Linked DNA regions of Homo sapiens: region 1 is linked to region 2. A link is a loop called in an ENCODE intact Hi-C map of the cell type or tissue named here. Cell type or tissue: IMR-90. All regions are shown on one strand. Each heading gives the region's core, and the rest is flanking DNA. Links, peaks and the distances in the headings are about the cores only. Region 1 has its middle 44 kb from the start of TBX21. Region 2 has its middle 11 kb from the start of TBX21.

What was found. Hi-C counts contacts between places; a loop is a spot of excess contacts. Peaks named below come from ENCODE experiments on the same cell type or tissue, not always from the same donor. Only the 100,000 strongest peaks of a DNase experiment are listed, where the experiment ranks them.
Region 1: a loop joins it to region 2, with 2.0 times the contacts of the local background. A loop is called at or near these places in 8 of 110 quality-filtered maps.

What each region holds. Positions count from the first base shown.
Region 1 is chr17:47,775,513-47,778,012 of GRCh38, reverse strand. No RefSeq gene overlaps it. Among named protein-coding and RNA genes, the nearest start is that of TBX21, 44 kb to the right of the region's middle. RefSeq lists an enhancer at 1-48. In IMR-90, for the core only: a CTCF peak has its summit at 1,239 (motif pointing left); no DNase peak of the experiment used is centred there; H3K27me3 peaks cover 1,801 bases.
Region 2 is chr17:47,718,490-47,725,894 of GRCh38, reverse strand. No RefSeq gene overlaps it. Among named protein-coding and RNA genes, the nearest start is that of TBX21, 11 kb to the left of the region's middle. In IMR-90, for the core only: no CTCF peak of the experiment used is centred there; a DNase peak (open chromatin) is centred at 6,274; H3K27me3 peaks cover 1,879 bases.

The DNA of each region.
Region 1 (2,500 bases), core at 1-2,500, 57 kb before region 2:
ATGGCAGACACGGGATGGTGCTCTGTCCCAGGAACTGATGGCGAAGTAACCCTGTCTTTTAAGAGAGTGATGGTGGACCTTAGACTCCACTAAGGGTCTGCTCTGCTCCTGCCGCAACTAAACTGGTAGGTAATTTTAGGAACTATGGTTCCCATCTACAGTTGGCAGGGCCCTTATCCCCGCTCCCTTCCAAACTCTGATTCCATCATCCATGAGAGCCAATCTGCCATTGCTGGGGCTGGATGGTGTCATATCCTTCCTTACAGATGAGGAACCTGAACCTCAGCGGGGCGATGACAGTGCATGACAGAGCAGGCCTAGAACCCAGGCCTCCTGAAGAATTCAGTGCTCTTTCCTCTGCCCCTCACTCCCTCTACGCATGTGAGAGCTGGGAAAGGAGGGTGAGGGGTCAGGAGTGACTCCGCTACGTCTGGATCCCTGCGGGCTGCATCCCCACAGAGCCCAGCTTCAGGGAGGTGGCCTGGGCCTGCATTGTAGGGAGGGAGGGTTGCGTGACCTCTCTTCTGATCTTCCACCTTCTCTCCCGCTTCCTAGGTACACGCCAGAGCAGTGGCGTCCCTTGTCACTCATGAGTTCTCTGCTGAATTGGGCAGTGGGCCTAATCACCACCCTGTTCTCACCCCAATCCTCACCCTCTCTGCAGGACACAGGGATGTCTCCCATCTCCCCACCTCACTCCCATCCCACTAACAACTCTCTCCCAAAAACCAGAGGTGAGGGCCAGAGCTAGACCCACATGACCTAGCCCAGACCATGGTCAGGCTCAGGTAGCTGGGGAGGCAGGAGTGGTTGGGGAGAGGTCTGTGGCTGCTTAGGGGCCAGATCACTATGAGGGCCCAGTGGGTGAGGCTGGTGGAGGGGCCTGACTCCCAGGGGTGGGCGTGGGGGAGGGAACAGGCATAGTTTTCCACAGAGAATGTGACTTTCCCTCTCCCCAGTGTCCTGGGGGACAGGGCTAAAGGTTGGGGATATCTGTGTCTCTGCGGGATAAGAGGTGGTGTGTATTGGGGTGCACACAGCCTGAGTTAGGAGATGCTTCTATATGGGTCATTTGCCATCACTAGGCGGCACCTTCAGCCATCATCACACATTTGTGGCCTGATTCTCACTGACCTGCTTCGATAGATACCCAAGTAGAAGAAAAGGCAATGAGTCCTACGAGGCTCTTCATCATAGTGAAGTGGGTGCTTTGGGGAGATTGGGGAGCCCTCTTGTGGATGCTTGAGGAATTTCACTATGTCTTTTCCATCTTCCATGCACAGTCATGCACCGCATAATATTTGTCAAGAATGGACCGCATAAATGACAGTCGTCCCATAAGATTATAATATGGTATTTTTACTGTGCATTTTATATGTTTAGATACACAAATACTTACCATTGTGTTACAATTGCCTACAGTATTCAGTGCAGTAACATGCTGTACACGTTTGTAGCCTAGGAGCAATAGGCTATGCCGCATAGCCTAGGTGTGAAGTGGGCTATACCATCCGGGTTTGTGGAAGTACACTCTGATGTTCCCACCACAATGAAATCACCTAACGACGCATCCCTACCCGTCATTAAGGGACACATGACTGCAGTTTCATAACCATTTCCATCCCACCCCCACTCTGCTCATGGGCCCATTGAGTGGTCTCTTTATTAAGGACAAAAAGAATTCATGGGTCCCAAGATTAAGTTTCAACACAGGAAACCCTATTATTGTATATATAAGCAACTAATAGCAGTCATTATGTGCTTTAGAAATAACTCTTCTTCCTCACAAGCTACCCTGTGAGGTAACTACTTTTATCATCCCTATTTTACAGATGAGGAAATTGTGGGACAGAGAAGTTAGGTGACTTGCCTAAAGCTGCACAGCTACTCTGGATTCCAGATTCTCTGCTGTTAAGCACTCCACTATACTGCCTCCCACTGGTGTGGGAAGGCTCATACAGTAACACAGTCACAGCCAGGGACTTGAGTGCATGCAACAGAGAGAATTTTCCCAGTCCTCTTCTCTGACTTCCCCAAAGCTCCTCCAGCACCTCCCCAGGATGTCTCTGTCCTGACACATGAATGGAGGGTCAGGAGACCTCCTAGAACCTCCCCTCTCTTTTTGTCACATCTGGTGGTGGAAAATGAGGGAGGAGACTGGGCTGCTCAAAGCTCAGAGACTCTCAGGGAGAATCAGGGTACTCTAAGTTAAATGGACCCATCATCAACTGTACCAGAAGCCAGTGTAGACACGGGCTAGTCCGATGAGGTCCACAGTGTCTTTCTGCTCTCCACCCTCTTGGCATGGAGTGGGTCCTGATGGATGATCATAAGACTTGCCTCTCTTCTGAAACCTGAAACCTGGGGGTGTGCAGGGTCAGAAGAACTCCCTTTCCACCATTTTATAGAGAAGGAAATGAAGTCTCTTCCCAAGACCAGTCACAACATGTGTTTGTTGACAATATACTATGAGTGCTGGGAGACAGGGCTACAAAGGCAG
Region 2 (7,405 bases), core at 4,906-7,405:
GGACTTCCTGCCAAGCAGTGGGAGGGTGAGGAGGCCCCAGCTTCTCCCAGCAGTCCTCCAGGGCCCCTCTGTCAGGGCTAGGGGTGGAGGGGCAGGAGTGGGGGGCGTTCAGCAGCTGGGTAATTAGCCATCGCTCTCAGGCCCTGCGGGGAGGGGCTGGCTGGACTGAGAAACCAACGCAAAGTGACAGGGGTGGTTTTGACACGCGGTGGAGCTGACGGGCCCAGGGGGCTGGGGGTTTGGTTTGGGGGGGAAAAATCCCATCAAATGATTAAAAAATAGGTCAGAGGGAAGAAGCCACAGCCGGCACTGGGTCCGTGGTGAGAACGCCATGTCGCTTCCCCAGGGCTGTGGGCCAGAATGGGGTGGGGGAGCTGAGGAGTGTTTGCAGTGGGCGGGTGAGCTGGGAGTGGGGGCAAGAAGGCTGCAGGCCCAGCAGCTGGCCCTCTGCTTCCCTCAACCCTGTCTCACGGGGACATTTTACCTGCAGCCCACCTCCTGGCCTTCCTGTTGTACCATCTTCCTCCTCAAAGGCAGGATGCTGCAGCTCTTCTTCTGTTCCCCCTACCCCACCCACAACATATATACAAACTCCATTCCAGAAACACTGAGGCTACTGCCGCATGTGGAAGCCCTTCTTACCTTCTCACCTAGGGATCTCCTGCGCAAAGGCAGCTTGCTGACTTATCCTACATTTCTTGCCCATCTGAACTAATTCACCTGCCACTGCATCCCCTTTGCCATCTTGCCAACTCTGCAAGGGGTCCACTTTGGCCCTCCAGCTTGTTCTCAGATTGTCCTTTTCCCTCCTTCTCTCCTTTTCTGCCTTCCCAACTTCTGCCACAAATCATAACCACAGTAGCCTGGGAAAGGCAGAGAACAAGGAGGAGTGAGGTAATAGACTCAGGAGCCTGGGACAGGTTGGTGATCTCTAAGCACTTAGAGATCTAAGTAGGTGGAGGCTGATTGACTGTGTCTGCATTGTACAGCAATTTGAGATTCCTGGTAGTGTTCCCCCGATTTAGGCAGTTTACAGCCACCTCCCACCTCCTCTACTGAAGACTGGGACATTCTTTCAGCTGTCTTCCCACAACCCCTTAAATTGCAGCTTAATCCCATTTCCTTTTCTGAGGTCACTGAAACTCATGGAGAGATTAGCACCTGAAATTTGGGAGTAGAACGGAGGCCTGGGATCCACATGCCACAACTCCCTTCCTTATAAATCCTAGGCACAGGCAGAAATCAGGCAAGCAACCAGTGTGTGAAGCAGAGGGACAAACCAGGCATTAGGCTCCCAGCAGTGCTGTCTCCAGCTGAGTGGGCACCTGGGTCCCAGCCACTGGAATGGAGGACACCCAAGGCCATGTTGGCGCGAAAATGGATTGGCTAGGTCTGACCTTGAGTTTAACCCCACTTACCACCCCAGACACAGATCCGCTCTGACACACAAGTCTGAGATTTCCCCAGGAGCCTGCTGTTTGCTGCTTGCCCCGCTCAGTTACCCAGGAAGTGTCAGAAGGCGTCCAGCCTACCTCCTCCCACCAGGGCCATGGGCAGCTGGCTGGACCGAGCTGGGCACTGAGAAGGGCCCTGGACCCACGTCTCTGGCCACAGGGGACATAAAGGTGGCATGGCTGCCCAGCATTGCCCCCTCTCCTTGCTCACCGCCATTTCTTTCCAATCACTGGCATCAGAACCTGACATTCTGTGAGTTGGGAAAGGATGGTTATGGTCAGGCAAGTTCTTAGCAACTGGACCAGTAACTGGGAGTTGAGATACTGACCTCATCACCTTGCATTTCACACACATGCACACACTGAACTAGGGCCACCCAAGACCCAGGGCCCTGCAAATAGGCAGTGGGGCATGGGGCTCCCAGGTTCCCATGCATGACCCTGGATGTTGCCAAATCTAGCTTGTACTTTGTCTCAATCCTTGACTCCCAGTGAGTTTGGAAACTGTAAAAACCCCAGTTCTTCCTAATTAACCCCCTCCTCCTATCACCACTCTGGGTTGAGGGGTAAAGGATGAGATAAGAGAATATCCCGGCCAGGCATAGTGGCTCATGCCTGTAATCCTAGCACTTTGGGAGGCCGAAGTGGGCAGATCACTTGAGATCAGGAGTTCGAAACCAGCCTGACCAACATGGTGAAACCCCATCTCTACTAAAAATACAAAAAAACCTATCTGGTCGTGGTGGTAGGTGCCTGTAATCCCACCTACTAGGGAGGCTGAGGCAGGAGAATTGCTTGGACCCGGGAGGCGGAGGTTGCAGTGAGCTGAGGCTGTACCACTGCACTCCAGCCTGGGCAACAGAGAGAGACTGTCAAAAAAAAAAAAAAAAAGAACATCCCCAGGCAACTCGTACCCTTTATTTCCTTTCTTTCTTTCTCTCTCTCTCTCTTCTTTTTTTTTTTTTTTTTTTTGGTTAAGACTAGTCAATATACCTTTGATTTCATTAGACTTCACAATGGTGTGAAGGCAACTGGGTGGGAACCATTGTTCCCATTTTACAGACAAGGAAACTGAGATATAAAAAAGTTAAGTATCAGCCAGGCACAGTGGCTCATGTCTGTAATCCCAGCACTTTGGGAGGCCGAGGCGGGAGGATCACAGGGTCAGGAGATTGAGACCATCCTGGCCAACATGGTGAAACCCCGTCTCTACTAAAAATACAAAAATTACCTGGTGTGGTGGCACGCGCCTGTAGTCCCAGCTACTCAGGAGGCTGAGGCAGGAGAATTGCTTGAACGAGGGAGTTGGAGGTTGCAGTGATCTGGGATTGTGCCACTGCACTACAGCCTGGTGACAGAGCGAGACTCCATCTCAAAAAAAAAAAAGTTAAGTACCAGCTGGGCACAGTGGCTCATGCCTGTAATCCCAGCACTTTGGGAGGCTGAGATGGGTGTATCACTGGAGGTCAGGAGTTCGAGATCAGCCTGGCCAATATGGTGAAACTCCATCTCTACTAAAAACACAAAAATTAGCCGGGCGTGATGGCACATGCCTGTAATCCCAGATACTAAGAGGCTGAGACAGGATAATTGCTTGAACCCAGGAGGCAGAGGCTGCACTGAGCCGAGATCGTGCCATTGCTCTCCAGCCTGGGCAACAGACAGAGATTCTGTCTCAAAAAAAAAAAGAAAAGTTAAATACCTTGTCAAGATCACATGGCTGGTGACCTAATGAACACTTACTGTGCACTTTCCTGAGTGGAGCCTCCCACACCTGTGTGAAGAGGACACTATCGTTCCCATTTTGCAGATGAGAAGCTGGTGCTCAGAGAGGTGACACAATTTTCCCAGGCTCTCAGTTATTTTTATCCCCTGACCCTCTCTCCTTATAAGGTACCCAACCCAACCCGGGCTGAGTCCTTCTCCTTATTCCCTCTGGAGAAAGGCAAGATGGAAGGGCCCTCTATGTCACCCAGTGAGTGTTCCCCTATGTTTTGGGAAGTCATCCTGGTGTCCTAATTGACATTACCCTTCCCTCAACCCAGGCCTCTTCTCACCTCTCCTGGTGTCCTTTCTGTCTGATGACCCTGCAGAACCCGACCCCGTTACTCAGCAAATCCCATCCTGCTGATGGGGTAGGAGTGGGGAAGCAGGGCTGAGAGACCGAAAGGGGCAGGGACTAGCTTCGTCACACAGCAGCCACTGTGGCAGTGGAGGAAGATGAGTCCAGATGGGAAGGACCCAGGAGTCCTGGTTTCCAGGTGGAGTGAGAGGCAGGAGCCTTCCTCACTTCTCCAAACTCCCTGCCCCAGGCAACGGAGCCCACTGCCAGCCATCCAAGCTGTTAGGTGTTTCTGCCTGAGGAGGGAAGGGGCCTGGGCAGCTCCTAGAATGGGAAGAGAATGCCACTGGGCATGTGCCCTGCCAGGCAGTGCTTCCGTCTTTCTGCCCACGCCTAAGTTCATCACACCTTCTGCTCTGCCCTCCTGCTAATCGAACCTGCACTCTCCTCCCTCTTGCTTTTCACCTTGGGACACGTGAGCCAGTGGCCAAGAGTGAGGCAGCAGAGCCAAGTGGAGCCACCAGCTGCCTCATCCCCTCCATGCCAGCCAGACTGCCTGGGATTCTGGGGATCCCTGTATGCCCCTGCCGCAGCCTCAGCAGTAGCTCTGTCGACAGCTCTTAGGAGCTCCTGTTCCGGGCTGGAAGTGAGGAGGGGGCTTTCCTTGACAACAAACAGGGAAATGGGGGGCCCCACGCCCTGGCCCCAGGCTCTTCTTACGATCTAACCCCCTTGGGGCAGGCCCTTCTTCTCGAAGAAACCCAGGGAAGGCTTCCAAAAAAATCACCTGAGGCAGAGTCCCTTTCTTGCCCCGGGCTATAAGTTCTTCTTCTAGTCTAACCTTGATCCCTTGCAGAGGGGTGGAAGAGGGCAGAGATGAATTGCAGTTTCTTATAAACCTGGTGGCTTCTAGTTCCCCGACGACAATACAGCGGAGGAGCCCTGTGGTTCTGGCTCTGAGTCAGGCCCCATCGCCCGGGCGTCCCCAGTGCCATCTCCCTCCGCCCCTCCCCGGACTGGAAAATCAGGCTCATGCCTCTGCCGAGAGTCAGTGCTTCCCCTCCTTCCCCTCACCATCTCGCTTTCCCCTAAAGGGAGGTGTTTCCTCGAAGCAGGGAAAAGTCAAGGGGGCAGAGACCTCACCAGCCACCGGGAGGCGGCACTCGGTAGGCACGGGCACGGGGTGGGGGTGGGGCGACCCTGCCTTCCTCTCCCTTCCCCCTCCACCCCTCCAGCCCAGCTCCCCGGCCATGCTCTTCCAGACGGCTGCATGTGTGCGTGTGCACACACACTTAAAACACGTGTGTGGTTGGTATGTAGGGGGGCCCTCTAGCCCCCCGAGGGAGAGGGCGGGTGGAGGAGGGAAGGAAGGTGTCATGCCTCTGATGTGCCTATCAGTGACACAAACTTTTTCCACACGTATGTTCTTCACACGTTCTGGGTCTGCACGTGCTCATCATGCCTCCCGAGTCACATGTCTGATCGGCGTCCCGCTCCCCCGCTTGGCATTGATCCCTGGGTATTAAGCGGATTCCCTCCGCCTCCCTGTGAGGAGACCCGCCCACCTCGGGAGGGAAGGGTTGGGAATTCAGGAGTCTCTGAGGATACCGGCACCTCCCTCTCAGAAAACTGGCTCCTCCTCCCAGCAGAGGACCCTCGGCCTGGTGGGGGCAGGTCACAGACGTGCCATGCAGACCCTCAACCTTCCCATCTGTTTGAGGGCTCAAAGAGATATCAAAACTCCACCCCTAGACCCTGGATGTAGGTGGGAGAGTTTGGGGAGGGTCTCACCCCTTGGGGAAATTGAACCCAGCCGGGGAGTGGTTAGGAAGGTCTAGGTCAGCAATCAGAAGAACTCACGTGCACCTCGCTGTCAGGGGTGGGGGGAGTATGAGGGAGCCTAAACAGAAAGTGAGCAGGACAGAGGGAGAAAGAAAGAGAGGGAAAGAGAGAAACTGAGACCACGGGCAGTCACAAAGAGAGAGGAGGGCAGCGCTGGATGTGGGCAGGACCTTCTGGATAGCCGGGCAGTGTGGTGAGGGGGCCTGCGGGTCTACAAAGTGGTTGCCTTTTCCCTTTCTTCTCTAGCATCACAGATACGCGAAAGGTCAGTGCTGAGATAATCCAAGCCTTTCATCTCAAGGAGAAATCGAGTCAGAGCAAGACGGCTCAGAGCCACTAAAAGGGAATACAGAACCCTGTAGAGCCCACCCTCCTGCCTCCCAGGTTGTGAATTTTCTAACCCCATGGGGAATCAGGAGGACCCAGCACCTGGGATGTTCAGCACAGCAGGGGCAGTTCCAGCACTCTCTGCAGCTCAAGCAGCTGGGCTGCCTAGCTGGTGCCCAGGCCCTGCCAAGGGGACCCATGATACCCAGTCCCACTAGCAGCATCAGCAGCTTAGCTACCCCGAGAACTGGGACCAGAAGAGGCATGTTGAAAGGAGACTCTTTTGATGACCCAGGCGTCCTCCACCCCAACCCCTCCCCACTCCAAGCTGCTGGGTGTGCAAGCCCAGGGATACTGCTACCTCCACCTTGGTGACCCCCCAGCTCCTGAACCCACAGACATTGCGAGACACAGTGCGCGCAGGCCCTGCCACTTGGGAACTCAGACCCTAGCAAAAGCCTCCAAAGAAAACAATGTTCTGTCTTGGCCTCTGACTCCCCTGAAAATCTGGGGGGCTAATGGGAGGGACTTTTAACCCCCTTAGTCATCCTAGGAAGCCAAGCTGAATAGCAGTGACTGATAGTCACCCGACCACAAGCCAATTTTGCGGTTTCAGTTGTTTTCAGAAGGAGCAGCAAAGCAGTGGCAGGAGGCCCTGGGCAGAGGAGTGGGCTGACTCCCGGACCCCAGCCCCTGCCCAGAGCACTCTGCCCTAGCACGACCCAGCCCAAGGCTCAGCAAGACCCAGAACTGCACCCACTTTACAGATTCACACAGACAGGGTTTGCAACAACCAGAAACAGCCTTCTGTATCCCCTCCATGTACCCCTGGCTACTTTACTGGCAAGGCTGGCTGCTTTCTGCATCCACGATGAGCCCTTTTGCTTTGCTTTTCTCTTTTGTTTTCCTTCATTTCCCCTCCTTTCTTCTTTCATATCATTTCACTTCCTTTCTCTTTCCCTCTTTCATTTTTCTTTCCTTCCCTCTTTTCTTCCTTTCCTTTCTCTTCCTTCCTTATTCCCTCCTCTCTCTCTCCTTCTCTCTCTGCCCCTGCCCCATTACATGTGTGCCTGGCAGGAATAATCTAGGAGTCACAACCAAGAGCAGAGGCCCCTGAGTCCCCCAGGTATACTCCCGAACCACATCTGTCACCTCCCTCATGAGCTACAGGGAAAGAGATCAAGATTAGCTCTAAGGGAAGCTTCCTGCTGAGTGGAGTTTGGAGTAATCTCAGAAATATAGAATGCCAAAATGTCAGAGCCGTGATGGAAATTAAACCACCTAGTCCACTGAGGAACAGAAGCACTGAGAAACCGCACAGTGTTCACAGAGTGCGGCTAGAACCAGAGGTGCTCACTCTCAGAACAGGCTCTAAACGGCTTCCTTCGCTACCCTGCAAGCTGAGAATTCCCTCCCCTTCTCACAATTTTCAGTGTAAACCAGACCCCTTGTCCTCATGACCAGACAGAAGAAGAAAGTAAAGAGGAATGGACTTGGCTCAAGGATGTGGATACAGGTCAGTGGCAGCCCAGGCACAGACAGCTACAGCATTTTGGTAACATATGGCATTGCCGTGTCCTCTTCCTCCAGGAAGCCTACTAGAATTAGGAATGAGCCTGTCACCCTCCACACCTGGTGGCCTCAGCCATGGCAGAGAGAGAAAGGATGAACGAGATGTGCCTGAGTACCAGCCACAGCTCACAGCCCTGAGTGACAGAGA